Regions from separate parts of the Mus musculus genome. Here region 2 is linked to region 1. Evidence: chromatin loops called from intact Hi-C (ENCODE). Cell type or tissue: left cerebral cortex. All regions are shown on one strand. Links, peaks and the distances in the headings refer to the core of each region. The heading gives the core; the rest is flanking DNA. Region 1 holds the start of Snapc3 (small nuclear RNA activating complex, polypeptide 3). Region 2 overlaps Ttc39b (tetratricopeptide repeat domain 39B).

Evidence for each region. Hi-C counts contacts between places; a loop is a spot of excess contacts. Peaks named below come from ENCODE experiments on the same cell type or tissue, not always from the same donor. Only the 100,000 strongest peaks of a DNase experiment are listed, where the experiment ranks them.
Region 2: it touches region 1 in a loop (2.1-fold over the local background); 2 of 42 quality-filtered maps call a loop at or near these places.

Annotation. Positions count from the first base shown.
Region 1 is chr4:83,409,837-83,425,086 of GRCm38, forward strand. It overlaps Snapc3 (small nuclear RNA activating complex, polypeptide 3), which reads left to right and starts at 7,888. Exons shown (of 9, transcript NM_029949.4): 1 at 7,888-8,218; 2 at 8,870-8,947. The coding sequence starts at 7,917. In left cerebral cortex, for the core only: no CTCF peak of the experiment used is centred there; a DNase peak (open chromatin) is centred at 7,816; H3K4me3 peaks cover 2,296 bases; H3K27ac peaks cover 1,127 bases.
Region 2 is chr4:83,271,233-83,286,482 of GRCm38, forward strand. All of the region lies in intron 2 of Ttc39b (tetratricopeptide repeat domain 39B), which reads right to left. It overlaps Gm42307 (a long non-coding RNA gene), which reads left to right and starts at 13,207. Exons shown (of 3, transcript XR_881384.2): 1 at 13,207-13,548. It overlaps Gm23412 (a small nuclear RNA gene), which reads right to left and starts at 14,678; the gene lies at 14,572-14,678. In left cerebral cortex, for the core only: no CTCF peak of the experiment used is centred there; DNase peaks (open chromatin) are centred at 6,356, 7,332, 7,855, 8,228 and 5 more places; H3K4me3 peaks cover 1,232 bases; H3K27ac peaks cover 3,348 bases.

The DNA of each region.
Region 1 (15,250 bases), core at 4,034-12,033:
CCAGGCTTCACATCTTCATTTGCCAAATGTGCTATAGGGCCAGAAGATGCTGTCACTGAGCCTCTTCCCAGGAAGGGACAGCTGCTGATAAAACCCAGCTGATCCATGTGCAGTTTCCAGTGGTGCTCACCATCAATCCTCTTGGTAACTATTCCTGAAGCCAATGTTACTGCTCACAACCTATGAAAGAATTCTACTTGAAGAGTGCTATATCTGGAGTGAGAGCTCCCTCTGTTGATCTGGACCAAGTCTTTTTTTTTTTTTTAATTTATTTTTATATGTAAGTACACTTCAGACACTCCAGGAGAGGGCATCAGATGTCATTACAGATGGTTGTGAGCCACCATGTGGTTGCTGGGATTTGAACTCAGGACCCTCGGAAGAACAGGCAGTGCTCTTAACTGCTGAGCCATCTCTCTAGGCCCCTGGACCAAGGCTTACAGGCCCTGGGATTAAAGGTGTGAACCACCATGCCTGGCTCATAACCTGTTTTTAAGAAACAAGACTTCCTAAGCTGGGCGTAGTGGCGCACGCCTTTAATCCCAGCACTTTGGAGGCAGAGGATTTCTGGGTTCCAGGTCAGCCTAGTCTACAAAGTGAGTTCCAGGACAGCCAAGGCTATACAGAGAAACCCTGTCTCAAAAAACCAAGAAAGAAAGAAAGAAAGAAAGAAAGAAAGAAAGAAAGAAAGAAAGAAAGAAAGAAAGAAAGAGGAAAGGAAAGGAAAGGAAAGGAAAGGAAAGGAAAGGAAAGGAAAGGAAAGGAAAGGAAAGGATTTCCAAGACATCCTATTTATATAGGGACATCTTGTCTCAACCAAACAAGAAAATCAACAACAAAACAGAATGGAAATATCCCCTTGAAAGATCCTTTCTTTTTTGTTTGGTGTGTTTTTTTTTTTTTTAAATAGTTTCTCTATGTGGCCCAGGATCTCCAAGAACTCTCTCTATAGACCAGACAAGCCTGAAATTCAGAGATCCGCCTGCCTCTGCCTCCAGAGTGCTGAAATTAAAAATGTGTGTTGCCACCACCCAGTGAAAGATCCTTTCTTATACCAACAAGAAAATATCATTCTTCACCCTTCCCCACCCCCACAAAAAACGCAGGAACTTTATTATAATCACTATTATTCTCAATGCCAACGACTAAAGGAAACAGGTCACTTTTAGTGACCTAAAGCTCACAGACCCACACCAGAACTAGCTTAAAATTCATGGAACACACAGCAGCCCCTCAGGTTGCTGAACTTTACAAAACAATTGCAGGTGCTTCTGAATTTATGCCGCATAAGGTGCAATGGTCTGCACAGAGTACGTGTCACCTGATCAAGGGCCTTCAGTTAGTTTCATAAAACAGAGTGAAGCTATTGGCTCCTCAGCAGTGCTGTGGTCAAGCCTAATTCAAAGCCACCCTTGATTCACACCAACATTTCATAATAAAGAAATGTAAGAGTCACCGGGTATGGTGGCACACACCTCTAACCCCAGCATTTGAGGCTGGGGCTGGTGGATCTCTGTGAATCAGAGGTCAGTGATCTACATAGTGAGTTCTAGGCCTGCCAAAATTATGTAATAGAGATCCCACCTAAAAGAAAAACAAGGAGGAGGAGGAAGAGAAGGAGGAGAAGGAAGAGGCAGAGGAGGAGGAGGAGAAGGAGGAGGAGGAGGAGGAGGAAAAGAGGGTGGGGTGGGGGGCTGACAACACAGGCTATGGGCTCTTGGATACCAAATTACTTACAAAATGTAAGGAACCAGCCGGGCGTGGTGGCACACACCTTTAATCCCAGCACTCGGGAGACAGAGGCAGGCCGATTTCTGAGTTCGAGGCCAGCCTGGTCTACAAAGTGAGTTCCAGAACAGCCAGGGCTATACAGAGAAACCCTGTCTCAAAAAACCAAAAAAAAAAAAAAAAAACAACCCCCCCCCCCCAAAAAAAATGTAAGGAACCTGTCCTTCTTAGAAAGCTGGCACAGAGGCCTGATAAATAGTATCAGAAAGGCTGGGAGTGTAGGTGCTATTCATAGAGCCACTGTGACCTGCAGCTGACTCCACTACAGGTCACTAAGACAGGCAAGCCCTCCATGAGCGGCTCTGTAGAAGGTTCAACATCTGGCTAACATTTGACTCTTCAAAATAGCAAAAATTCTGCAGCTACTGTGATGGCTAACTCTATCTTTTAAGTTTAATTACTGTGCTTAAGAGATCTATAAAATAAAAATGCAGCCAGGTGGTGGTGGTACATGCTTTTAATCCAGAACCCAGGAGGCAGAGGCAGTGGATCTCTGTAAATTCAAGGCCAGCAAGGACTACACAGAGAAACCCTGTCTCCAAAACCCAAATAATGACAATAAATAGATAAATCAAGCCTGTATCCTGTAAGGCCCACTTGCCCAAGGACAGGTGGCTTCCTGGAATGCTGGGGGCTGCTCATGTAAGATAACAAGGCAAGTGTTTTCACTTCTGTAAACAAGCTAGGTTGCCCCAAGTGCACGGGATGTATGCTTGGTCACATGTGCGCCAGAGGTATATAGGCAGGATGTGCCTCAGGATGCATTTATAGTCCCTGACTACTGTAATTCGGTGCTGTACTCTGGGAAACCCTGGAGTATAGACCAGGCCAGTATTCACAGTCCTGGTCAGTACTTAATAAAGCTTAATTCATATTTGACTCAAAAGTTGTACTGGTTTTACTTCTGCCCGGTGGAATGGATAACGTGTGTGGGGGCTGTTGAGACTCGGACTCTGGACAAACAGCTGAGGTGCAAGTTTTGCATACCAAATTGGACCTGGCCTCCAGGTTCTCCCAGCATCCCTCAGTCCCTGCCAATGCCCTCTACCCTGAACCCTCCTGCCCAGGCTCTGGGCTTCCTGTCCCCAGAGGTTCTTCAATATATAATCCTGAAGCTTTGGCTCTCTCTCTCCTCTCTCCCTCTCTCTACATTTCCTCCCCCCTATTTTTCTCTCTGCTCCCTCCCACTCATCTGTCTTCCCATCTACATGGTGACATCACTCCTGTGACATCCAAGAGCTCCCTCCCCTTCTCCTCCAATAAACTTGCCTTAAACTTTAGTTTGGCTTGAATTGACTCATTACACTGGTGGAGCTAACTTCACAGGGGCAACATGAGGCAGTCTAAGGCATCTCATGACAGGAAGTAAACACAATTAATAAAAAGCACAACAGCATAGTGTTTTGTTTTGTTTTTTCCCCATAACCCTACTTAATCTCCCCAAAGTGGCCTTTTCGGACTTTAAACGATCGATGGCTACAGTATGGAAAACTTCTTTTTTACTCAGGACTTGTCAAGTCCCGCTAATGGCACTTCTGGAGGTACAATGGCTCTTCAGTGACCCACAACTAGAACTCTTAGAAACAAAGTGTGGGCTGTGAACCTTTCCTAGCTTTAAACATGGGGGTTTCTGACAACAGATGCACACTTCTGTGCAGAGAGTTCAAGATCCTTTGGTCCAGTAAGCACCCTGGGAAGCAACCTGGGGTGCTGCTGCCCCTGAGGGTGCTGGGGTCTGGACACTGGTCACTTGCGCAAGGCTGTTGGATATGCTATGTTTGGGGGAAAGCACGTCTGTCCATGTTGTTTTGGGGGAGCCACCTCGCAGGGTGTGGTGTTGTTGGGTAACACCAGATGAACATTGTAGGTTTAGTAGGACTGGTGCTTTCCTGTTCTTATTCACCCTTGTTTTTTTCTTTCTCCCCATCTAGGGTATGTGAGCCCTTCTGCATCATCTGCATCCCAGCTTTCACGGTCAGCAGGGGTCCAGATTTGGTCTCCAGCTTCCATTTAGCCAGAAGTGGCTGAAGGAGTTCAGAGCAGAGAGAGAAAGTAGACTGAACATGACCAGCAGCTGGATGTGGCTTGGGCTATCTTCAGTAGAAGGGAGAGTAGCTGAGCATAAAGACTAGGGGAAACATGGTGATAATCAGGAGAGAAGGCACGGTTGTGAGGAGCGTGAGTAGCCATGGGGAGGAAGTGTGAGGAAGCTGGTGGGGGCTGGGAAATGTATAACTAAGGGAGCCTGGAGGCTAGCATGGACCTCTATGTACTGGTAGATGACATGAATGTATGCTAATTGGAGAGCCAGATGTCCATTTTGCCAGAAGTAAGGGAAATGACGCCTCTGGCAGGCAGAAGTGGCTTTAAAAGTTCCGGAGGGATGCTGGCTTTTATCCAGTTGCCAGAAACCCTCTTCTAGTCTAACTTGAGCTTGTTTCTGGTTTACAAGGCCTTTTGGAGTTTGGGGAGTTGACAATTGCTTTCAAGTTTCATTCTGACTCCATTTTTAAATTCTTTTATTTAAGAGACTACGCCTATGAAAAGGCACTGTATCTCCCAGTGACAAAACCCACACAAACTCCTTAGCCATTAGGTAAATGCAAATGAAAGGCACAAGGAGACATTAGTTCACACTTGCTAAGATGGAGATAATAAAATGCAGATGACGTTGTGTTGGAAAGGATATGGAAACTGGAACCCTCTGGTGCTGCTCAGAGGAATGTGAAATGGGGTAGCCATATTGGAAAGCCTTTGCCAACTTGATCCTGCTAGACAGGTTAGCCTAGGGAGAGCCCTTCATCCCCAAAACAGGACATAAAGAACAATAGATGGTGGTGATTGCTTCCGCTAACCAGTTTAGTTCAAACTGGATCAGTTCAAATTTAAATCAGGGACTTCCTTCCGTAGGTCTAAAAGAAACTGGACAAAAGGCTAAGTGTGGTGCCTATTAGCATTACCAAATACCAAAGCACAAACTGGCCTCCAGGTTCTCAGGATCTCAAATGATCTGTTACAGAGTCCTTGCCGTCGTGCAGGCTGGCTCCTGGCTCTTTTCACCCTGATCCCTACCCTAAACTCTTTCCTATAGAACCCTGACATTTCCCCTGTGCCTTTTGGTGTTCTCTCTCTCTCTTTCTCCTTTGCCCATACTCTCTTGTATTCCTTTCTTGCTCTCCCTGTGTCTTAGAGTCTATTGCTATGATAAAACACCATGACCAAAGCAACTTGGCTCACAACCCTCTTATAACCCTCTGCAATTCCAGTTCTAGGGGATTCTTATGCCCATGCAGGGAAAACATACACATAAATCTCAAAACAAACAAGCAGGAAAGAAATGTCACTGGAAGTTTTTGTGTATCTTTTTTAATTATGACAATGATGATATTTATATAAAAGATCTTATACAAAACCACTTTCACACCTCCTGAGCCAGGAATGTATTTATAATAACTAGGTTGGAGAATTACTAAAAAGAAGGCCCTACTTTTCTTTAGTCTCAAACCAACTGCAGTTTCAGAGTTATCAGGGAAATTAGAGCCCTTTCTTTGGCTTCTTAGTCTCATTAATAAAACAAGATAAAAAAAAAAAAAAAAGCCGGGCGTGGTGGCGCACGCCTTTAATCCCAGCACTCGGGAGGCAGAGGCAGGCGGATTTCTGAGTTTGAGGTCAGCCTGGTCTACAAAGTGAGCTCCAGGACAGCCAGGGCTATACAGAGAAACCCTGTCTCGAAAAAACAAAAAAACAAAACAAACAAACAAAAAAAAAGGCCTGATATTGCATGTCTTTAATCCCAACACTTGGCTAGCCTGGTCTACATAGTGGAACTCTGTATGAAAATAAATAAATAGAATGTTTTTAATTAGAGTTTAAGAAAAAAAAAAAAAAAGACAGCAACAGTACAGACAAGCTGTAAGTCTCAGCAGCTTCCAGAAGAAGGAAGATGGAAAAGAGAAAGAAAAGAAAGCCAGGCCTTTTGAGTTACATGTGGAGGTTAGACACAGAACCAAAGCTGGGGAGAAGTGGGGGCAGGGGACTGGACTGCTCCTGAGGGAAAAAAAAAAAAAAAGCCCAGAACATCATGGGAAATATGCCCAGGCTTTGGCAAGTATCTGGGAAAAGAAAGAAAGAAAGGAAGGAAGGAAGGAAGGAAGGAAGGAAGGAAGGAAGAAAGAGAGAGAGGTGTAAAAAACGAGGACATGACAGCTCCAAAGAGATGGTTAAAAAAGAAGGCTTTCATTGTAGATTTGACGAACAGTACAGCAGAGGCACTGTAAAGAGTCCGAGCAGGAAGAGAAAGCAGTAAACATGAAAAAAGGGTAGGTTGTGAGTGAATGTGGGTGCTGAGAACTAAACCACGGTCCTCTGGAATTGCAGCAAGTATTCTCAACCACTGAGCCATCTTTCAACCCCTTGTTTTGTTTTAGTTGAACTGTTAACTCGGCATTTTTCTTTTTTCTTGTATCAGCTCTTGCCCCTGGGTTCCTGCTCTGCTGGAGTCTTGTCCTGACTTCCTTTGCTGATGGCCTGTGATATGGAAGCCAAGTTGCTTTGGTCATGGTGTTTTGCCCATATTGTCTGTGCACTATTGCATGCCTGGTACCCAAAGAGGTCAGAAGAGGCCCTGGAACTGGAGTTATAGACCACTGAGAACTGCCACACGGGTGCTGGGAACCGAACCCAGGTCCTCTGGAAGAGAAGCTGAAGCTCTTTAGCCACTGAGAGACATCTCTCCAGTCCTGCTTGTTGTTTAGGAGACAGGAATTCCTGTATCCCAGGCTTGCTTCAAACTCCCTCTGAAGGTGATTATGACCTTGAACTTCTGGTCCTCCTGCCTCTCCCTTGCAAGTGCTGGGATTATTGATCCCAGGACTTCATGCATGTGAGCCAAGTATTTTATCAGTTGAGCTGCAGCCCAGTCCATCCAATGAGTTTCAATAAATAAAATATATAATATCCATGCAATACAATTAAATTCAACCAAAAAGGGGGGGGGGATGAAGTACTGAAATTTGCTGCAAAGTAAAAATATTGTACAATATTATAGAAACCTATTGTAAAGGTCATATATGATTACATTTATATTACATGTAGAAAATAAACTGGGTGTGGTGGGACATACCTTTAATCCCAGGACTCAGGAGGCAGAAGCGGCTGTGAATTCAAGGCTAGACTGTTCTACGTAGTGATATCCTATTTCAAAAAGCCCAGATAGCAAACCTTTACAGACGTAAAGCCTGAAAAGTGTTGGCTAAAGTTGGAAGGATTGGGAGTCATAACTAAAAGCAACCTTTTCACGAGTGGTGAAAATGTTCTTAAACTAATGGTTGCCCCATTGTGAATATACTAAAAGCCACTAAAGGAATAGTTCCAATGGCTGAATTATACAACATGTGTCACAGGACAATCATACAAGCCAGGGATTGTTCAGCACACCCTGCTATGATATTTGGAACAGCTGAGCGATGGCCAAGCTTCAGAAACATCTAGGCTCACTGGGTTTCAAGCTACTTCCATTTCCTAGTTTACCGGTTTACTCCTTTAACAATCACATTCGGCTCTCTCCCCGGAAAAGTGGTGACTTTTCAAAATATATACATATGGCTAAGAATGAATTTGTGTGTTGCATAGCCGACGTTCGATAAGCTCTATCGTGCAGGTAGGTATACAAAGGCACGCATACAAACACACACCGTGCCTTTCAGAAGATTCTGGACGAACCAGTCTCAGTGCCCCTTGTCCTTCAGGATTCTCTCTAGGATAGGAGGAACCGCAGAGCAGCTCGCAAAACCAGTGGACAAAAGTCCCGCCCCTACGAACCAGATTTGAGAAAACTATGAGATGGGGACCCAATGATTGAGTCTTTAGGTAATTGTGGGTCCCAATACCAGATCAGCTCGGAACACAGCGAGCCGCACAGCCCTCGGACAAGTCCAGAGAACAATGCATCCAGCCCGGCCCACAGCGACCGAGCCGCGCCCAGGCGGTAGCCAGCCTGCTGGGAAATGTAGTTTCTGAAGCACAGCTCGCGCAACCGCCCGCCACCCCGGAGCTCTGCAAAACTACAAATCCCGTCACGCCCCGCGACGCCCTCTCGCCAGCTTTTGCCGGAAGGGATCGTGGCTGACATGGCGGAGGACCTGCAGGGCGGCGGTGCGGGTGGCCCACAGCACCCAGTCCCCAGTGCGAGCCACAGCAGCTTTCCGGAATACGAGCTTCCCGAGTTGCACACGCGCGTGTTCCATGTGGGCTCCTTTGGGGAGCTATGGCGTGGCCGGCTAGGGGCCCAGGATTTGTCGCTGAGCGAACCGCAGGCAGCCGAGCAGCCGACCGACGGAGGGGCATCCAACGACGGCTTTGAGGATGCTGCAGTAGCCAGCGATCTGGGCTGCAGTCTGGAGGCAGCAGCAGAGCTGAGGGTCGTGTGCGGGTGAGTGTGCGGCTTCGGGGTTTTGCGTGGATCCCGCAGGGCTCAGCCTCGTCCCTGCGCTTCTCGGAGACCCTTAACCTTCGTCCCCCTAAACCCTTTCCGGAAGGCCGGAAGAGATCCTTGGGTCCAAAAGCACTTTCCTGAGGGGTGGATCCAGTAACGGGACACTACAAATGCACGAAAGACTTCTATTCTTGATCTTTAAAGTGCTTGTTGAAGTAACAGCGGTATATATCTGTCATTGATATTTGGACAATGGAAGTACCTGAGGATGGAGGAGACTTAAACAGAGCCGGGTTGAAACCTTTATTAACCGTGGTTTCTAGCGGTCCTCATGAAAATGTTATTACTAAAATTTCCCTAAAAGTTTCTTACCTGGAAATAGAAATACAAAAACTAACTTGTAGCGGTCCTTCTCCTTTTGACAGTACTGGCTGTCCTCAAATGAACATACACCCTTTTCGGTATAACACTGGCACAAAAACCATTGTCTTGAATTCTGGCCTCTTTTGAGCTGCCTGCTGGATTTCATAAGACTTAATTATTCAATGATGTATTTAGGACAAGCTCTGACCCGCTGTTGAAAAATGCATGGCTGATCATAAATCGTTGCTTTTCCTTTCTCCCTTTCCCAACCTCCCTTTCTCTAAGCCTTGATAAACTGAGATGCCTCGGGGAAGATGAAGACCCGGAAGTCATCCCAGAGAACACTGACCTAGTGACTTTATGGTATGAGTTTTGTTTTGTTATATGCTATTTGTTTTGGTGCTGGAGATGAAACACGACCTACCACTAAACTACAGTTAGTCTTTCTGCTGTTTATCTGAACACTCTGAATGTTTTACTCCACCACTTAAAATTCAACCATTAGTTTGGTGTCCTGGCTTTTGGCTGTAATCCCAGCCCTCGGGAGGCTGAGTCAAAACTGATGTAAGTTAGAGGTTAGCCTTAGCTACCTAGTGAGTTCAATGATAATTGATGACTGGTTGTTGTTGTGGTGGTGGTTGTTGTTGTTTTAAACATTTGGACATCCTTTCTTTGGCTCTGTGGCTCTGTGGCTCTGTGGCTCTGTGGCTCTGTGGCTATGGGATACAGTTGTGTGTGTTTCCCCAGGCTCTTCCATTCAGTAAATCACAGATACTGTGCTAATTTACCCATCAGTTACGTAGCTCCAAAAGAAGTACCATTCTGTAATTTGGGATTAGGGTGATATTTTTTTTTTTTTAAGATTTATTTAATGTATATGCGTACACTGTCACTGTCTTCAGACACACCAGAAGAGGGCATCAGATCCCATTACAGATGGCTGTGAGCCGCTATGTGGTTGCTGGAAATTGAACTCAGGACCTCTGGAAGAGCAGTCAGTGCTCTTAACCACTGAGCCATCTCTACAGCCCCAGGGTGATATTCTTACATCTAAAGAAAAACATTAAGAACACAAAATCCCTAATATCCACTACATATTTGAATTTGCATTGATTTTTTAATGTAGACTTTATCTACTTAGATTTGTAATGCAAGCTTAAATACTCAGATAGTGTGTCCCAAAATACCGGTGATAAGGAAGGAATTGGTGACCTACACCTTTAATCCCAGGGAGGCAGGAACAGGCCGATCTCTGAATTTGAGGCCAGCCTGGTCTACATAGATCTCTGAGTTCCAGGCCAGGCAGGGCTATATGATGTCTGAAAAAAAGAAACAAGCACCGTTATTTTGCTTCTTAATTTTTAATCTTCAATGGAGCCATTTTATTTGTAAAATACTATAAAAATCAATTCCTAATCCTGGGGCGGTGGCTAAGCACTCAGGAAGGCTGAGCTAAACCCATCGCCATGAAGTCAAGGCCAGACTAAGTTCCCGGCCAGCTTGAATTAAATGTGAGATCCTGTCTCAAATATAATAAAATAATAATAATCCCTTCTTAAATGTAATAATAACAATAAATTACTAAAGAGGAAAAATTAAACCAGAATGCTAACATAATAAGTCCAATTTTTATTGCAAAATTTAGACATAAAAATGCTGTCAACTTGTAAAAGTTTCTAAATGCCTACTTTCATTTTGCAGATTGCTTATCACTTATTACAGATCCATTTTAGCCTGCTTACTTAACACATTTTGAGCACTGTTACTCAATGATGTATAATATTAGAAATTTATTACTTCTGGTTTGTAGCCCACTAATTTAAACAGCCTCAACTGTGTTCTGTCATTCCTGAGTCCTTTTGTTATTCCCATCAAATATTTGTAGGGAGGAGGTGTGTTTGTATATGTTTGTGTTTGTATATATTTCTGTGTATTTATGTATTCATGTTTTGACTGTGTGTTTATGTATGTATTTGTGTATTCATGTTTTGTTTGTGTGTGTATGTGTTCAGGTTTTTGTATATTTGTGTGTGTGTTGACAAAAGAGTATTCTTTAGCTAGGGTTGGAAAGCTATTGTATTTAAAACTTAAGAAATGAATCCTAATAACCTTGTAAAATGTTGGACGTTTTGCAAAAGTCTAAATCTAGCCCTACGTTTGTCTTCCCTAAAACTCTTTCATTCAGTAACTTAAAATAAAAATAAAAATCTAGCCAGGGCATTTGATGGTTCATGTGTGTAATCCCAGTATTTGAGAGACTTAGGAATGAGGACTGCCAGAAAGTCCGGGCAGGCTAACCTGATTTACACGAATGGGTTCCAGGCTCTCTATATAAAAAGAAACAAAAGGTCCCTTAAGTATAAGTTTTGCCACTGTTTTTCTTTTCTAATAAAGAAACTTCTTGTCAGGCATTGAAGAGAGAAGGAAGACAGACGTTAGAAATTGGTTCTTGCTGTGTGCCATCCTTTTATCATAACAAGCTAAATGACTTTAGTATTTAAGGGTTTTTTTGTTGTTAAAGATTGCTTCTCCCTTCCTTCCTTCCTTCCTTCCTTCTTTCCTTCCTTCCTTCCTTCCTTTTTTTTGGAACTCACTCTGTAGATGAGGCTGACTTGAACTCCAAGCTTTATGTTTCTCTACATCCATCTCTCCAACTCCCCGTATTTACTATTTAAACCAGGTTTTAATTTCTGCAATCAGAAATTAATACCGTCCACGGTAATGGTAAAATCTGTTCCCGCAAACCTTGTATCCATCCTCCTCGCTGGTCTGGCTTACAACGCTCTGTTTACTGCTCTAATGTACCATTTAAAGGATAAAACAAACTGTCAGATTTTTGGAAGAAAGAAAGAACCACAAAATTGTAAGATTCACAACTGTCAACCAAACTAGGAATGTTTTAAAAGTCGATTTTGAGCCACCAAGATGCATTAGCCATCAGATCTAACAGCCTTGGTTAAGAGTCCATTTGTGAAGGTTTCCTAACATCTGTCTTCCTTCACTCTTCAATGCCTGACAAGAAGTTTCTTTATTAGAAAAGAAACAGGGGGGCAAAACTTATACTTTTTTTTTTTAAGAAATTTTAATTACTTTATTGAAAACTGCTCTGAATGCTAAAATGTCCACCTTTACAATAAACAAATACAGTAACGATAACTCACATTAAAACAAAACATTTCTGATAGCCATTATTTTTCTGTTTGGGACAGTTTAAAGTTTTTTTTTTCTTTTGTGTCATCACAAAAACAGGAATGTACCTATACAAAGGCTCAAAATAGGCCATCTTTAAAAACAAAAAGGCAATGATTCACAAAAGACTATGAATAGAACATGTAACTAGCTGATACAAATCTAATAGGATTTGTTAAAATCAGTCACATCTAATAGCACATCTGAAGTGTTCTTGTATAAAATATCACGTGAAGAAAAGAATTTATCAATGTCTAAAAAAGTGGGTTTGTTCATAGACAATCTGACAAGTTACCATAAAAAGTGTTTCCTGAGACATAAGGAAATGCAACATTATTCTTCTTGAACCCTTCTCGTCCAAGACTTTCCACTCAATAAAATAGCTGAGGATCTGAAACTGAGAAAATAGATTTGAGTACAAACAGCTTGTGAAACTTAATACTTTTTTCTTTTGTTCTTTTCCTTTTTTTTGTTTTTTTTGTTTTTGTTTTTGTTTTGTTTTTGTATCAGAGGGTTTTACTGAACCGACTCTGCTACTCAGATGTGAAACCTTCTGTATAGGAGCTTTTACTTCTTCAATCCTGTGCGTGGAGATGTCTACACAGGCAAACAATGTCCTCCCCATCTTGGCTTAATTTTAATCTTCCTATCAGCAGAGGCACCAGCCCCTGGAGACCAAAGGGACTAGTCTTGATGGGGATTTCCTCTCAACTTTTTATTGATATTCGGAGCTCTTGATGCAACATTCTAGAGCAAATTCTAGAGCTCTAGAATGTTGCATCAAAACTTATACTTAAGGGACCTTTTGTCTTGAGAAGCAGCGCCTCACGAACCCTCTGACCTCCCTACGTCCACCATAGCATGAGGCCACATGCTCACGTCCTAGAGTAAACAAAGAACTGTAAAAACTAAAGTAAACCAAACCTGGGATTTTGTGGAAAAGTAAAACCTTAGCCTGTGTCAGAAAGACAGAAAAAAAAAAAAAAAGCACTGTTAAAATAGGAATCTTATAAAACAATCCAAGTACCACAAGGACACAGGAGGAAATGAGACTCCAAAGAGAACTTCCTGCAGGAAGAGACTGACTGAGGTTAGCTTGTGAGATGAGTGCAGTAAAACTGGAGCTCAAACTCATAGAAAGCCTTCAATCCCAGCAGAGGCAGAGACAGGCGGATTTCTGAGTTCGAGGCCAGCCTGGTCTACAGAGTGAGTTCCAGGACAGCCAGGGCTACACAGAGAAACCCTGTCTTGGAAAACCAAAAAAAGAAGAAGAAGAAAGTGAAAAGAAATGGACAGAATGTTTATGTGGCAGAAGTAGGCAAAAACACACAATGGGAAAAGGAGGGGAAGCGATCTGAACCAGTAATTTACACTTAAAAAGTTTTAAGAAAATACAGTATGTGCACCACAGTTACAACCCCTTCCAGTTCTGAGAGGCTGAGGTGGAAAGGTTCATGTCTGGACTGTAGAATTAAATCCTGTCTCAAAAAAGACCTCTAAATAAAGATGTAGTTGGTGGCAAAACACTGGCTGAGCATGCACAAGGCACTGACTGACCCCCTGTTCCAGAGTCGGGAGCAAAGCTGAAAGCACTGATTTGCTCTGACTACCTTAGGGCATAAGAACAAGGAGGAGTCGAGCATGCCACACTTGTTCCGTCTCCACTAATGTGTCCCCATTCCCTCACTTCTACCCAGCACCCCTGCAGGAGATGGCTTAGGTTCACTGTTTGTCCAGGTCAGTGGGTGCTTATGCAGTTTATCTCCTATATCAGGCAGAGTCCAAGTAAGGAAAAACAGCAGTCACCTTGATGGAGGAGGGTTAATCTAACGGACTGTTAACTGTGGCTGGGCATTGTGGTTCGTGCCTGTAATCTCAGGGCTTAGGTCTGAGAGGTAGGAAGATCCCTGTAAGTTTGAGACCAGCTGGACTACACAGTGAGTTCCTGTACAGCCCGGGTTTTGGGCAGAAACATAACAAAACAAAAAGCTCTGAGGAAGGGTCAGAACAGTGAGGCGCTGACACAATAACGAAGGGAATGGGGCTAGGTGGTAGACCAGATAGCTGTAAGGGGCGAGAGTGCTAAGGGAGCTCCTTTCTTCCCCTAGACTAAGACCCACAGCCTTTAAGAGAGGGCCTGCCCTTGTTCACTAAGTGGCAGTGACATTGCTTTGTAGAAATCCGTGTGCCAGGAAGAGCTGTTGAGGGCAGCTGGTGGGAAGGGAAGCCACTGGGCGCTTGGTGCTGCAGCCAAGAGCTGGGTATTGACACCATGAAGCCGTGTGCACTTTAGGACTGTGCTGAGCTAACTAGCATGTCGCCAGGAAGCAAAACCTTCCCTAGAGTACTACATGCAATACAAGTTCTCTCCTATATTTATACACTTAATGAGTACCAGTTGGCAAAGAAAAATAGTTAAACTGCGAAGGTCCATTTCTACAGAATAGATAAAAGCGTGTGTTTGTAGACAAGAGCTGGTAAGCTGCTGTATCCAGCTTACCTTCCTTCCAAGGTTCCCATAGTGTGGCTTGGCTTTCTTCATCCACAAGGATGCCTTGAGAAGCACTGACTCAGCCTTCATCGGAGCTTCATTATTCTACTGTGTGGGTCTCCCATATACACCTATATGGATGTGTTTAAGATATTAGAAATGTTTTGCAAGCTAAATGTGGTGGCTACATTTGTAATCCTGCACTTGGGAGGCTAAGACAGAGAGATCATGAGTGTTAGGCCACCCTGGACTGGTGAGACCTCATCAAAAATTAAACTAAGCAGGGTGGAGGTGGCACACGCCTTTAATCCCAGCACTTCAGAGGCAGGGAGATCTTTGTGAGGTTTTTTTTTGGGGGGGAGGGGTGTGGTAGTTTTCGAGACAGGGTTTCTCTGTGTATCTCTGACTGTCCTGGAACTCATTTTGTAGACCAGGCTGGCCTCGAACTCAGAAATCCGCCTGCCTCTGCCTCCCGAGTGCTGGGATTAAAGGCATGCACTACCACGCCCGGCTTGATCTTTGTGAGTTTGAGTCCAGCTTGGTCTACATAATGAACTCCAGGACGACCAGGGCTACACAGAGAAACCACATCTCAGAAAACCAAGAAAGTAAAATAAAACTTAAAAAATAGATAGCTCCAAAGGAACAACAAAATTGCCCTTTGGCTTACACACACACACACACACACACACTCACTCACTCTCCTCCCTCCCCACTTGGTTTTCAACAAAGAAAATGTATGCCTGCATTTGAGTACACAAACATAGGATACAGAAACCCAGCAAGTGAGCCCATGTGTTTTACAAATGTCCACAGCCCTGAGGAGGATGCAGGGAGCTCCTCTGAGTCCACGTGGTGATGGTGATGCAAGGCTGAGGAGAAGGCCCTGCTCATGTGTTACTGTTTATCAGCACCCAGGAAGCTGAGTGACACCATTACTAGACTTGAACAGATAATAGGTGCGGCTCTCAGAGCCACCCTTCTCA
Region 2 (15,250 bases), core at 4,212-12,211, 140 kb before region 1:
CAGTGAGGGGTTTTAGTTCTTTGATCTGTGAGAAAGGGCTGCACAAACATGAGAGTACAACACACATGCGTCAATCATTTCGTATGGCTCACCTCTACTTCAGTTTGGAAAGCAAGTAACGCAATTCTATTTTGTGTTAAACATTTCTGAAATAAAACCACTGGGAGACTTACCAACTTTCCTTATGTTTTAACATACATAAATATTAAAATCACCCACAGCAATATTTCTCAACCCTCCAAATGCTGTGACTCTGTAATACAGTTCCTCATATTGTGGTGACGGCCCCCCAAACCATAAAATTATTTAGTTGCTACTTCGTATCTGTAATTTTGCTACTGATATGAATCATAATGTAAATATCTGAAATGCAGGATATCTGATATGCAATCCACTCAAAGGAAACATGACCTATAGGTTAAAACTACTAACCCACAGCCTTCATCTTTTGTATCCCTTTTCTTTAATTTTTTCCTCCCCCCACCCCCCTTGAGGAAGAGGGCAGGAACAGGCAGAGTCTGGCAACATAGTCCTGGCTGGCCTGGAACTCCTATGTGAATCAGGGTGGTCTCAAATTGCCACGTCCTCCTGACTCTATGTACCAAATGCTGGGACCGTGAGTGCGTCACTGCTTAGCCCAGATTACTATATGTATAGTCTTCCAGCGTTTTGTTTTGTTTTGTTTTGTTTTTTGTTAGGGTCTGTCTCTACTCACAACAATCTTCTGGCTTCGACTTCCCAAGGGCTGAGATTACAGATATGAGCCACCAAGCATGGCTCAGAACTTTTTTCCCCAAGTAAAGCTATACATATTTTATTAGAACGTTATTGAAATAATTATTACATTTATAAGATGGAGCCCTGAGGCAACAGCTACCCACCCTCTTAGGCTGCTGGGTTTGTTGCAGTTTTAACGTGCATGGCTGTTCTGGCTGCATGGGTATCACGTGTGAGAGCCTGGTGATCCAGAAAGCCAGAGTGAATATCTGAGTTTTCTGAGTCTGGAGTTTCAGATGGTTATGAGCTGCTGTGTGGGTGTTGAGAATCCAACTCAGGTCCCTCTGAAAGGGTAACCAGTGCTCTTAACCAGTAAACTACCTCTCCAGTCCCACTGTTTGTTTGCTGGTTTGTTTGGTTTTTTGTAAGAGAAAAGTTTTGTCTATAGCCAGACTGACACTGAAAACAAACCTTGCTTGCCCTCAGCCTTCTGAGTGCCAGCATTGCAGGTGTATGCTCCCATGCCAGGCCCTGAATACCAGTTCTTCAATAAAACAAATTCCTTCCCACCGGCCTCTTATTTCCTAAGTGTAGGTGAGCAGCCAGACCTGGGTCTGGTTACAAATACTTAAATTACATCCTTCTCACCCTTTATGCTTTTATACACACTAAAAGTCCCAGAAAGTCTATGTTTTAAATTTTACATTAACATCACAACAGGCCTATGATACTACAACCTGCACTTTTTCAGCAGTATTTGCTCAGGATCAGTTGTTTCTCTAGTTTAGGATGTGAGTTCTGTAACACATTTCAAATACAAACATCAATAGAAAGGTATGCGTGTCTGACCATCTCCCCTTCTGCATGGCTACTTCAGGGATCTGGTCATAGCATGCCACCAAGGGCCACATCACCTTTTTGACAAGAGCCAAAATTCATTCTTAAGGCCAGCAGGCATAGTTCTACCTACAGCTCTGTGGGACCGTGAAAGGCAGCCTGCTTTCTGGTCGAGCTAGGTTCAAACCCAGCAGATTAATCTGGAAGGGACAGAAGGCCTGTTTGCCATGCTCCCAGACATAGGCTCCTGACACGAGGACCCAGCTCCTTAATTCTGTGGCTATCAGTCATGTAGTCTATATAGCCAAGTATGCTCCTCCCCACAGTTACCCTGCAACAGCAAGGTAGCCCAGCCCACTATAAAAGGGGCTGCTTGGCCCCTCCTCTCTCTCTTGTCTCTCTTAAGCACTTGCTCTTACTCTCACCTTTCACCCTCCTTCTTCCCCCCTCTTCTCCCCTCTCTCCTTGTGGCCATGGCCAGCTTCTATTTCTCTACACTTCTCCCTCTCTCTGCAATAAACACCTTGAAACCATGGACTGCCTCTTCTCATCAGGATCCACCGGGCTGGAGCAATGGAGCAGGCCTTCCTGTGCTCTAGCCATGCCCACAGAGCGAGCAGCCTGAGCTAGCCAGACTCTCGCCCACCCAGAAACCACCCAGCACCTTTCCCCTGCCCCTTCTCCCTTCAGCCCTGGGGCTGACCTAGCTGCCCCAGGGGCCCCCACTTCGTTCTCAGCCCTTCAGCGACATCCAGCCGCACCTGGGATGTCCAAGACTGAAAACCTGTTGTCTGTGGCCTCCATTTGGCCCAGGGACCCTGAAGCTGGCTCTTGGTCTATGGTGCCCGAGAGCCGTAGCCAAGACTGCGCCTTCCCCCAACCCCACTCTACCCACCCAGAACGGGGTCTACGGCCCGACGCCCATCCTGCAGCAATTCCGTAGGGTCCCATGAGTCTCCCTCGTCTGCCTGTCCATTCTCCCCGAGCTCGGGCGGGACGTGAATTTCCCCCGTCCCCTTTGTTTCCCCACATCCGGTGCCCAACACAGCCCCTTATCGGCTCTCTTCCAACTTCCCCTCTGTGGTTTCTTCTAATGCTCTGTAGAAAGGTTACTGGGCAGAGTAGTCAGCATATACTGCCTTCTCAGAAGGATGTCAATGACGTAACAGGAGGGCCTCGGAGAATCAGGAAAGAAACTGGGCTGTGGGTGCTGACAGTGCAGAATCCTGCCTCCCACTCATCGTTCTAGGCATGGCATGGCATTCTTCATCAAAAAGCATCAAGAACCTATTTCCTCCCTTTTCTTCCCCCAATGCTAGAAATGTTTCAAATGTACAGTGGAGAAAATATAGCACAGCTCACATACATTATATCTAGAATGTGGTTTTGGGTACAGTGTGAGCTACATTCAATTCTCGCCCCCAATTCCTCCGTTCCTCCAAAGATAGGCAATCAATAGCTCATCCTTCAGCCATTTGTTAGCTCAGAAACCAGATAAAAGGAAGACTGAAGTCCTCTCAAGATCCTTAAACACTGGCAGGCACACAGGAACTCATCCTCCAGAGATCTGCTTGCCTTTGCTTGACTGGTCACTTTCTATTAAGATTATATTCTAGAAAATGTGACATTGGTGCTGGAAGAGATGACTCAGCAGTTAGCCTGTTGCTCTTAGAGAAGATCCAGGTTCGAGCTCACAGCCACCCACAGCTCCAGTTCCCAGAGGACCCAATGCCCTCTTTTGACCCCTGTGAACACCAGGCTCACAAAGGGCACACACACAGTGCCTACATGTACACGCAGGCAAAGCATTCATATGCATAAATAAGTACATCTTTTTAAAACCTTGACACTAGTTTGCAGCTATTTTACTCCAATAGATATACGAATGTCCGAACGTGCTATGGTTTAATCCCTGGGCTGGTGATAAAACAAATAAAACGGTTTGTGTTTAATAAATCTTATCTCGACATTTTGTCTTCAGTTTCCCAAGTGCTTTGGGAGGCCCTTTATCACCTGGATGATCATCCACACATGGATGCTGCAGTTATTTGTGGACAATGCTGCACCATGCTGCAACCCCTAACTGAGAGCAAGTTCCCATGCATTCCACCTGGTCCTGGACACACTTCCGTTGCACACATCCATTCTCTCTGCAGGTTACACACTTGACATCACCTCAGCTTTCTGCTAAGCGGAGACAAGCAGAAGTGAGTCCTCTGCTTCCTCAACTGGCATTTGGGGATCTTTGTATTATACTGTCATTCCCATTTATGTGATTGTAACAGCCATAATTATAAAGTTACACAAAAGGTCTTGCTGGACTTTTTTTATTCAGATTTCATTATATTATTACCGAAATCTGAAAAATGTTCTTTGTACTATTGCATTTTTACATCTATGTTCCCGTCTGCTCTGCCCTCTCCCAAGTCCACTGTGATTAAAAGACCTGCTCCAAGTAGGAGACAGTGGACCCTTGGGAGGTAGATCCTGTGGGAGAATCTGATCAGGTAGCCAGGTAGTCAGGTAGTTCAACTACAACCTTTGAGCTTCCATGAACAATGTTACAAAAGGAACAAGTCTGGTGTGCCCTTCCTCCTAACACGAGCTACCACCACGATACATGTCTGTCTGCTGCCCCGCTTTCTCTATATGAATTGGCTACCTAAGCTCATGACTTATTCAAGGCTTTGCTTATTTCCTTCAATATAGGTTAGCAGTATATAAACACTGTGCTGATATCCATGTATTTAAAAGAACAACACTAAACTTTATGTTGCTCCATAACTTTAAAATTTGTGCCACCACAAGTAGCACAAGTTTTAATATTTACCTGAGTGCTTCTTTTTTTAAATCTGAAACACCACTATACTCAAGTAGTAAAGAATGTTTTCAAATATTGGAGAGAAAAAAAAAACCACTCATTTGATTGACAGTGACAACTACAGGTATTCGTATATAAGGAAAATATGTCTTTATATTGCATTGTTTTGAACACTTTAGTTTTTAAAAAATGCTTTAAATAGATTTTGATATATAATTCCCAAAGGCATCCATCCAACTATCACCCCAATATAACAACATCCCATCACACAAAGGTACCCCCCACTTGCCACCATGCTCCATAACCCTCGTGACCTCTAGTTCTAAGCAAACCAGAGTCTTTTGCATCTGTAGATGTTTTCAATGGTTGGCTTTTTCCACTTCCCATGTTTCCAAGATTCATTCATGCTGTATGGAACAGGGAGCAACACTCTACCATATGTAATACTATGGAATATGCCACTGGAGAGATATGCCCAATTTGGTTATCATTTCATTTGTTCATAACACATGGGACATTTTGCTTTTTGTACATCATGGAGATTGCTGTTATTAATGCTCACATGTAAGTTTTACGTGACTATGATAGACTAGGTCATATGATAATTCCACATTTGACACTGAAGAATTGCCACCAATTTTTTTCCAAAGTGGGTATATAATTTTAAACGCTAACCAATAAAGTGTAGCAGCCCAATAGACGAGTTCTTCCAGGAGCCAAGCTCACGGCCAGTGATCAATGAGAGAGAAAGATTCTCACAAGGAGGATGAGAAAGAAAGAGGCAAGCCAGGTGTGGTGGCACACAGCTGTAACCCTGGTGCTTGGGGGACAGACACAGGGACATCGGGAGTTAGCACAGTCACTGCTACATGGTGAATTAATGGTAGCCTGGGCCTCATGAGACTCTCAAAAAATATCAGAGGACTCAGTAGGTAAAGACACTTGCCACAGGCCTGATAACCAGAATTGGATCCCCAGAATCTACCCAGTGAAAGTAGAAAACTGACTTCCAACAGTTATCCTCAGACCCCGACACATGCTATAGCAAGCGTGATGGACATACGTACAGCACACAACTAAATAAAATGTTTTTTAATCAAAAAGAGGGGCTAGAGAGACAACTCAGCTGTTAAAGGCACTTGCTGCTTTTCCAGGAACTCAAGTTACATTCTCAGAATCCAGAGGCGGTTCACAACTGCCGTAACTCCAGCTCCAGGGAATATGACATCCTCTACTGGTCCTTGCTAGCCCCTGTGCAAGTTGGAATGATGCTTTTGTGTACTGTGTAAAGATTACCCTTGCATTATTCAAATGCTGATTTATATACAGACAGAGAATTGAGTACAGACCAGTCTTTGATAGTTATTTTTGTGAGGCATCACCTGTCTCAGTGTTTTGTAAACATCCTTCTCTATCACCTTCTGACTGGGCAGTCAAGAGTTGATTGGCCAATTAGCTGGGCAGAGGAAATAGGAAAGCTGGACTTCCAATCCCAGCCAGGGGTCCCACGGAGAAAAAAGTAAAAGGACCAGGAGGAGAGGTGAAGAGACCCCGTGGAGAGACCCTGGAGGATTCGCCATGAGATTGCAATGAGAGAGCAGACACGAGGGCACACATGGACCAGAGCGAGGCAGGGCAAAACCAGATTGGCAAGTAACAGGGCATTTGTCTGATATTAACAGCCTTAGAGGATTAGAATAGCTCAGAATCTGCCCAGCCTAGACTTGCAGCTTGTTAATAAATGTAATAGGTCTTTGGGTCAATTCTTTGGGAGATACAATTGCAATAGATCAAGTTTTTATGCATAAAGTACAGTCTACAGCTACGCTTACACCACAGACACAGAGAATATATACAAATAAAAATAAATCTTTTCCTTTAAGTCTGAAACAAAGATGCTCGGTGGAGGAGGGTGGGAGTAAAGGGAAGACAAACAGCCAGAACTCAGAATGTCAATCAACAGCGCTTTCCCTTCAGCACCCACCACCACTCACCTGCCTATCACCACAGCCACCAGGGTCAGAAGAATACCATCCCAACTTCCCCTCCTTCTCACCCCAACTCCTTATAGGAAATAAAACTGACAGAGCCATGGGGTGATAAAAAAAAAAAGATCCTTGTTTTATCCTGAAATAAGGAAATATTAGATATGACAGCAGTAGAGTGGTCCAAGACACCCTTCTCTAGACTTACTACCAAAGTTCACAAACCAAAACCAAACTCATCACTGTCATCTCTAGGATGTGGCAGGCAGGGTTCCTATTCTTTGTTCCTGTCCCCAGTGTTGCAAATTTTCAGACATAGTCATGTATTGTTTTCATAATCAAGTGAAGGAATACTTAGACTCCAAGCACTAGAGAGACATTCAAGTATTAGTTTAAGGAGAGAAACTCTCAACACCCCATGCACACCGCACACAGCTCAAATGGAGCTAAAATCAGGCCAGGCCATCTATGTATGGCCTGTAGCCTTGCCTGTAGCCCTTCCTAGCTAAAATCAGGCCAGGCCATCTATGTATGGCCTGTAGCCTTCCTGTAGCCTTGCCTGTAGCCTTGCCTGTAGCCTTCCTGTAGCCCTTCCTAGGAAGCCAGAGTTTCTCTACCTAATGTTTTTCCCACATCATTTTAGGTCATTCAGAAAAATTTCAATTTTCCACTAATGTGGCAAAGTTCTTAAACCTCTGTGGTCTTTTTCTAATTCGGCCTTTTTTTATCTCCTCCATTATAACATGCTCCATTACTATTTTAAGAATTAAACTAAAATAGTTCATTTTTAAACATCTCAACTGTTTTCAGATTTATAAATGTACCTTCAACCTGGTTTTTTCCTGTTGTCTGCCTTTGCTGAAACCGATCTATGCTCTAACCCTGTTTGCTTGTGCTGGGGACTGGGCTGCGCTGAGCACTCTCCCACTGAGCTATGTTTCCACCTCCTTTTCACTTCTATTCCAAGACAGGTTTCACTAAATTGCCCAGGCAGGCCTTGAGTTCTCCGTCTTCTTCCAGCCTCAGCCTCCCAGGCAGTGGGGATCACAGATCTTCCCAGGGACCCAGCTCAACGGGAGACCTACTCTTTACAGAAGGAACGAGCCCTGGAGGGACAATAAACAGTGGTGTACTAGCCATCTCTGGAGCCTAAATAAAGGTGGAAGGAGAGTGAGTACCCACTCCCAAAAGTTGTTCTCTGCCCATGACCACACACACACACACACACACACACACACACACACACTGTGGCACGTTTGCACCTGCACTCACACACATCTCACACACATGCATGACAGTAATAAACTAAATTTTAGGAGAGATGTGGCTTAGCAACATGGTAGTGAAGTGCTGATGAACGTGGCAGAATGCTAACTGACACCACTTAAGTTGTATTCATCGAGTCGGATGGAGCATCCAGGAGGAACAAAGTGAGCCAACTCCTAAATAACAAGCTCTTCCAGGGACAGCAAACATCTTGAAGAAAGCCAGTGTCTCAGCAGTTATCCCTGGGCTTTGCAAGGGGGAACCTTCATTTAGCATTACGCCGACTGGGTAAAGGAACCAGGGGACAACTGAAGGGTTGCCCACCCTCCCCTCAGCAGACCAGCCACCCTGGTCTACCCCCCAACCTCGACACACTCACTGTTAAAGCCAACTGTGGGAAAGTCAATCGACAGCCATCAGCCAGCCAGGGCAGGCACTCAAGGCTGGTTCTCAAGGACATAAAGTTAACTTCAGAGCGAGATGGAAGCACAGGCAGAAAGCTGAGGACACGGAAGCACAGAAACAGCCTTGTTCACTGGGAAGACTCCCACCGCCCGTCTGCAGCACCCACTCTCGAATGACTCACAAGGAGTATATAACACCACCACCACCACCACCTTTTTTTGAGACAGAGTTTCATATAGCCCAAACCAGCTTTAAGCTTGCAATCCTCCTGCCTCAACCTCCCAAAGGCTGAGATGACGACAGATGTGTGCCACCATACCCAGCTTATAGAGAAAATAAAAAGTACATACTGAAACTAGATTAAGCATATTCATTGGCTCTTCATTTGGCTACTGCACGTTCCCTCTCTGTCTGGAATTACTACAAAAATGAGGCTATTTTCAGGCTAGCTTAGTGACAAAGTGGAAATAGCTTTAGCATCCGGGGTTCTTGTGGGCCAACCAATATCAAGAGAGAACTATAACTCCCCAGGATCAAGGCCGGGTCCACTCACACGCCCCACAGGTACCAACAACTACCCTCCACAATCATCCCCCCCCCCCCCCAGGCAGGCTAGAAGCTGGTGGGAAGGCAGGATGGCAACTCCCAGCCAGGCAGGGCTCCTCCCAATCACTTGCAGCTTCTCCCTGGAAGGAGAGAAGGAGCTAGACACAGCCGCCGCTGCAGAGTTTCAGGTCACTTGCCAATGACTCTCCCTCACCACTCCCAAAGCCAGCACCCTTCCAAAAGAGGGTACTGGCAATAGGAAAGTCAACTTAGCAACGCCAGCTCCACGTCGGTTTGTTCTCTGTTCCTGGTGGGAATGGGGGCTTTACAGCAAAGCCAAACCATTTGGGGAGAATAAGAGTTCATCTTCACCTAGCTTATAAACCAGCTCAGACCTGAAAGGACACTATTCCCCAAGGAGTGCTGTTTTCCTTGCCTGAAGACGCTGCAAGCTCCCAAGAGCAGAAATCTAGACGTTTGCAACTTCTGTCCTTAGGCAGAGCAAATCAAATTTCCTGTGTTATTCCAAATAAACTACAAGAGGGCGGCAGGTCTGCCGGAGATGTGCGCAGCTCCTACTCCGTCTTCCCAGGCCCCACTGCTCATCTCTTAACTGAAAGGCAAACAGGAAGAAAATCCTCCTCCCTCCCAGCAATAAATTTACTTCATCTCTTTCTCACCAGAGTACCCCAGGGACAGAGGAGGTGGCGTAGAGAGAAACAGGGCAAAACTGGATTGCTCCCCTAGGTGTGTCATCAGTTTTGATGGTAGGCCTCAGCAAGAGCAGGAAAGAACAATTCCCAGCTCAGTCTAATGGAGCCGCTCCATTTGTAAAACCACCTTTTAAACTGAGACACCACATAAATAAGCGCAAGGGGCTGTAATCGGTGGTGATGCTACTGGGCCACTTAAGATGAGGAGAACCAAGAGCTTCCCATTACACAGACCAGGGCATTCCTGCTACTCAGCAGTTCTGTCTAATGTTTCCAGTAGTCCTGGGACAGCTAAAAGCAGTGTTTGGCCAATTACAATACGCCTCCCAGCACGGAAGCAAATATTTGCAGGGTGCAGAGCAAATGCAGGTTTTCGGTGTGACGATAACTGGAAAGAAACTGAGCACTTTAGAAAAAAAAAAAGAAAAGAAGCCCCCAACTGAAACGAAGAATAGCTAGATATCTTTAAACAATTGCGAAGACAAGGTTTTCTTTCATCCACCTCCTAGTCCAAGAGAGGGAGCGAAAACAACGGCCACAAAAAAGCCATTTTCTCAGACTGTCTGCGTCTCTGCTCTCTGACTGGTTATTTGAGTTGTGGTGAGCAGTTTATGAAGTGAGCACGGGACTGTATTAGTGCAGGGATGCTGTGGCTGTGTCTGCGTGGAAGGAGGGCTTCATAAATGCTTAAGAAATCAAGCACCAGCATTTATGCTCTCCTAGCTGATGATAGGCTATATTTATTTCAGCTTGTGATACAAAGCCACCAGATGCAATGGCTTCCACAACTGGTGCTACTGCAAAGAAAGAGGGGCAAAAAGAGGGGGGAGGAGGGAGGGATGAAGGAAGGGAAGGGAAGGGAAAGGGAAAGGGAAAGGGAAAGGGAAAGGGAAAGGGAAAGGGAAAGGGAAAGGGAAAGGGAAAGGGAAAGGGAAAGGGAAAGGGAAAGAAAAGAAAAGAAAAGAAAAGAAAAGAAAAGAAAAGAAAAGAAGAGAAAAGAGAAACCCTAAGCTATTTTGGAGGTGAACAGCAGGTAAATGTTTTGTGTTAGGTCCTGGTTTGTGGATAATTGAGAGGCTCAAGTTCTGCCGTACTCTCTGTCTAAAAAGATAATGACCACAGCCCCAACCACAGGTGAAATTCAAGTCTTAGCCCCATGTTCTTCTTCTTCTGAAGTGCGGCCACCTGTATGATTTCAAATAACATTCTATAGTACACTAATCTACATAATCACTAAAGAAACCCATCAGTGCCACTTGAATGGTCTCTAAGGACTGTCCACACCTGTGGACTGATGAAATATCAAAAGAAGAGGAATCCATGTGTGAAATGTGCACAAATCCACATGCTAGGCACGAAGTCTGCCTTAGAGCAGCACTTGCCACCTCTCACAAAGGCCACATGGCAGTTAGGTTGATGTCAGAGTGTTAGCCTAGAGAGGGGTCTCCAACACCCACAGTGGCCTGGCCAACGTGCTCATGCCTTCAGTGCAGAGGCAGCAAACACATGGGTACAGCCAGAGGGTGGGCAATTCCTAGGATGGGCACAGCAATCAAGGCTCAAACAGCTTTAAGAGAGCTAACTCTGCTCGCAAACTGTTAACGCATAAACTAAGAACTGTCCAGCAGCTGGGTGAACAGCCCCAGGTCAGCCAAAGCTGCTGGGTTTAAGGTGACAAAGCTGGAAGCACAAAGGGGACTTACTCAGGGAGTGTGGTGTTAACAGATCCCATGGGTTCCCAGTTCTTTGTCACAGTTCCCACCAAGAAGCAGTGGCGCCATCTAGAAACTGTGGCAGGTCAAGGGAAACCTGCTAGAATGTGTCTACTGAAGTCACTCTGCCTCATTACTGCATGCAGGAGCTGACACACTGCTGTGGGACCCTGGGAGCTCTGCTAAGGTTGACAGCTATCTGGACTTGACAGCAATCTGAACAGGAAGTGCAAGAAATGTTAGCTTCTTCCCAAGGCCGTTTCTTTTCTCGGATGAACCTCTTGCAGGTCTTTCCCTGGCCCACCACTGAAGCTCAGTCTGTCTATACACAGCCTTTGCCTCTCTAAAAGGAGGTGAAGATGGAAGCGAGCAAGAGGAAAGCGAGTGCAAATGATAGAAGATCTGGGCTTGGCGCCAAAGGAAATAATCACTTCTTCCTTTTTATGATTTATGATACCCAGCAGCACACTGAAACTTATACCAGAGGAGGGTTAACTGGGGGAGACTCGCCCCAATCAACCTCCAGCTGGAAGACACAATGCAATCACTCAAGGAGTTTGTGCCATTACAATCAGCACTCTGATGACCCCAGGCAATGGGCATGACTTGGTCATTACAATCAGCAATCTGAAATGGCCCTGTGCTTTAACCTGAGTCAATTTTCTCTTTTGTGACAGGACAGGACAGTAAAGTAAAAAGAGAAGGAAAGAGCCGGGCGTGGTGGCGCATCCCTTTAAACCCAGAGCTTGGGAGGCAGAGGCAGGCAGATTTCTAAGTTTGAGGCCAGCCTGGTCTACAGAGTGAGTTCCAGGACAGCCAGGACTATACAGAGAAACCCTGTCTCAAAAAACAAAAAAATAAAAAGAAGAAGAAGAGAAGGAAAGAGAGTGGTAGAGGAAAAGAGAGGAGAAGTAGTGGCCTGGCCCAGAAGTCTTTTGAAGAAGAGTCTAGTTCTATGACTCCCCTAAGACAGGAAAACGGTGGCACAGAATGTACATGATAACCAGTCTCCCTCCCTTCCCCAGTGGACCAGGCAAAGCAGAAACCAGTTCTTTCTCATCTAAACTCTGCTCTTACCATGCCTAGTGCATGCTCATTGAACTAATGGAAATATTTCTAACATACCTCTCCAGCTAAGAACTCAAAGACTCCATGACAAAAGATCTGAGGCAGCACAAGTTTCAAGCATTTATGTGTTCCATATAAAGCTGCTCATAAAGGTAGCCTGTAGTTTTACATAGCTGAAAAGCTCACCACAGCTCTAATGAAATAACTTGGTAAATAGTTTTTAACCACCTCCTTTATCTACTTAAAACGTCTATTCCAGGAATCCAAATACAATGTTTTCTTCAGCCTCATCTCCCCAGAGCTTGAAAAAAAGCTTTGCAACAAATGTTAACATTTGTGAATGAATGAATGAATGAATGAATGAATGCTCTTTGCTAGTTTAAAGACAGAGTGTCCTAAATTTAGCAACCCTTCCTAATTAAATTCAAGTTGCTGCATTTAGGTATGACAAACTGTTTAAAAATAAAAACAGCAGATGTTTGATCTCTAGGTGGCAGGGATTTTTTTCTTTTTCTTTTTTTTTTTAATAATCCTGTATTTATTTTTAGTCTGCAGGAAATCAACCAAATACTGGCATTCTGAAAGCTCCTATATTATGTCAGCCTAAGTCAGGCATACTACATGTACAAAGATGACTGCTACCAGTTGGTGTTTAAAAGTATTTTGACTGCCAACCTCTCTTCTAAAAACCACTTTAGTGTGGTTTTAGGATACAGAAAGGATATCAATGGCCAACTGATATTAATCAGTTCACAAAGCCCAATCAAGAACATGTGAGGTCACAAGAGGAATCCCAAGTCAACCTCTGTCCTAACAGGCTTCTCAGGGTGCGTTCACCAATCCAGCAAACAGCTGCACTCTGGTGAATTCCAGAGGGGGAAAGTGGGGCACGATGACTCAGGACAGATGTTCTGAGTTCAGGATCTGCGTCACACGGACACACGAGTCAGCAGTGATTCCAGTGCACAACTTAAAAATGCCGTGAGGCAGAGCTCACTTTCTGGGGGCTCACAGTCGCTCTGATCTGCTGAGAAGACTAGCTGAAGCCAATATCACCCAGGAGGAGCTGAAGGTCTAGGATAAAGGGCACAAGCTATTTCTGAATGAACATCACTTTATTCATCTTTAAAGCCTTAATTAACATAGCAAGATAAAATGCTAAGAAGAAGGCAGCAGAGGACCTAAGACAAACACAAGTGAGCCTCCTCCTGCTGCCATTGTTCTGCAGTGGGAGTCTCGGGAGCCCCAGGGCACACCTTGCAGCAGCCGTCAGCCAGCCATGGTCAGCCCGCCAGGGCACCGGGAGAGACCACAGCCTCTGCGGCTCAGGCAGGCGCACAGACACAGGCGTGCATGCGGCTTTCTGCAATTACAGCTCTCGCCCTCGGGAAGAGTCAAAAAGGGAGGGGGCGTGGGAAGACCCGGCAAGCCTGGCAGGAAGCTGCTAAGAGGACAATGTCATCTAACAAAACCTGAAGGTCTCTAATGAAACAGAACTCTTTAATTTATTTCCCCAAAGCTTTCCTTAAATAAATCCTCACAGACTTAGAGAGGACCTTGCAATCATGTCCCCCTGGAACTACTAAATAAATACAGCATACTCACGGGTTTACGGCAGCTGTAACTTCAGAGGAAAGAACCGGGTTCCACTGTGAGGATGGCTCTCTCTCCTACCAGCTCTTTTTAAAACCAACTAAAAAGAGGAGTCCTTCCTTAATGTAAAACCAACAGAAACCTTCAACGTCTGTTTCGTTCCCCAGTCTCGAGAGACTTTCAATGGCCAGACCTGGCAGAGAAGTTACCGGCATCAGCCAGGCTCCCGGCGCACTGCAGGGGTGAATTTAAGACCTGTCAGTGACAGTGGCAGCTACACTCACTACTGTGGCGGCTGCTTCCGCAGGAAGGGATGCTGGGAGATTTTTTTTTTCCCAATCCCTGCCACAGCCTAGTCCTAATCCATCACTGTTTAATTATCCTAGAAGAGCTGGCAAGGCAGGTACAGATGGACTGGGCTTATTAAAAAAAAACCGTAGGATCTTCAGGGATTTCTCACCTAACCTAGGCATTTCTCCATCTATCAAGAAGTAGCATGAATTACTTTAAGAAAAATGTGAGAACAGGTTGTTATTCCCAGACATGATTTACATTTTCTACCCATGGACTTTCTTAAAAGACAATTGAGGGGCACAGAATAAGGAAAAATCAGCTTCTCTATAGTTTTCAGTCTTGTCTGATATTTCAGTGGCCAACACCAATCACATGGCAGTTAGATCAAGGTTGCTGGAAAGGTCAATTTCAGATTGGCATCTAATAAATATTATTTCAAGTGTGCTTGGGTTTAGAGTTGTGGTTTTTTGGTTGCTGTTGCTTTATCTTTGAGGGTTTTTTTTTTTTTCAATTTCTTATTAGCTATTTTCTTCATTTACACTTCAAATGCTATCCCAAAAATCCCCTATACCCTCCCCCCGCCCTGCTCCCCTACCCACCCACTCCCGCTTCTTAAAAATATGGAACACTTCACAAATTTGTGTGTCATCCTTGTGCAGGGGCCATGCTAATCTTTTCTGTATCGTTCCAATTTTAGTATATGTGCTGCCGAAGCGAGCACTATCTTTGAGTTTTGATTGTTGACATGGACTCTAGCTCTGTAGCCCAGGCTATCCTGAACTCAGGATCCTTCTGCCTCCTCTTCCCAAATTCTAGGCTAATATAGATACACCTTATCAAGCCCAGTTCTTGAAGTGGATTTGGCTAATCCAAAACCAAAAACATCATCTTTAAAGAACTCTACTCCAGAGAGCCTAACTAAGCAAGATTCTGAAGCTAAAACTTAGTGCCATCTAGCAAGGGCTCAGCTCACAACAGAGCTGAAAGTGTCTTCTTATAGGACCCATTATTGTTTCTGATAATAAAAGTAGTATCTGGATGTGGTATCACATGCCTGTAATCCCTAACTGGGGAGGTGGGGGCAGAAGAATCAGGATTTTCCAGTCTCAGCTACATGATGAATTCCAGGACAATCTAGGCTATATAAGACACTGACTCAGTAAAGAAAAAAGTTACTATCAAGTAAAATAAGCTGGTGTTTCCACATTATAAATAATAACTAGAAAAAGATTAAAACCATATACAACCCCATAACCCAGAGATAGTTACCGCCAACACTTTGTAACTTAGAAT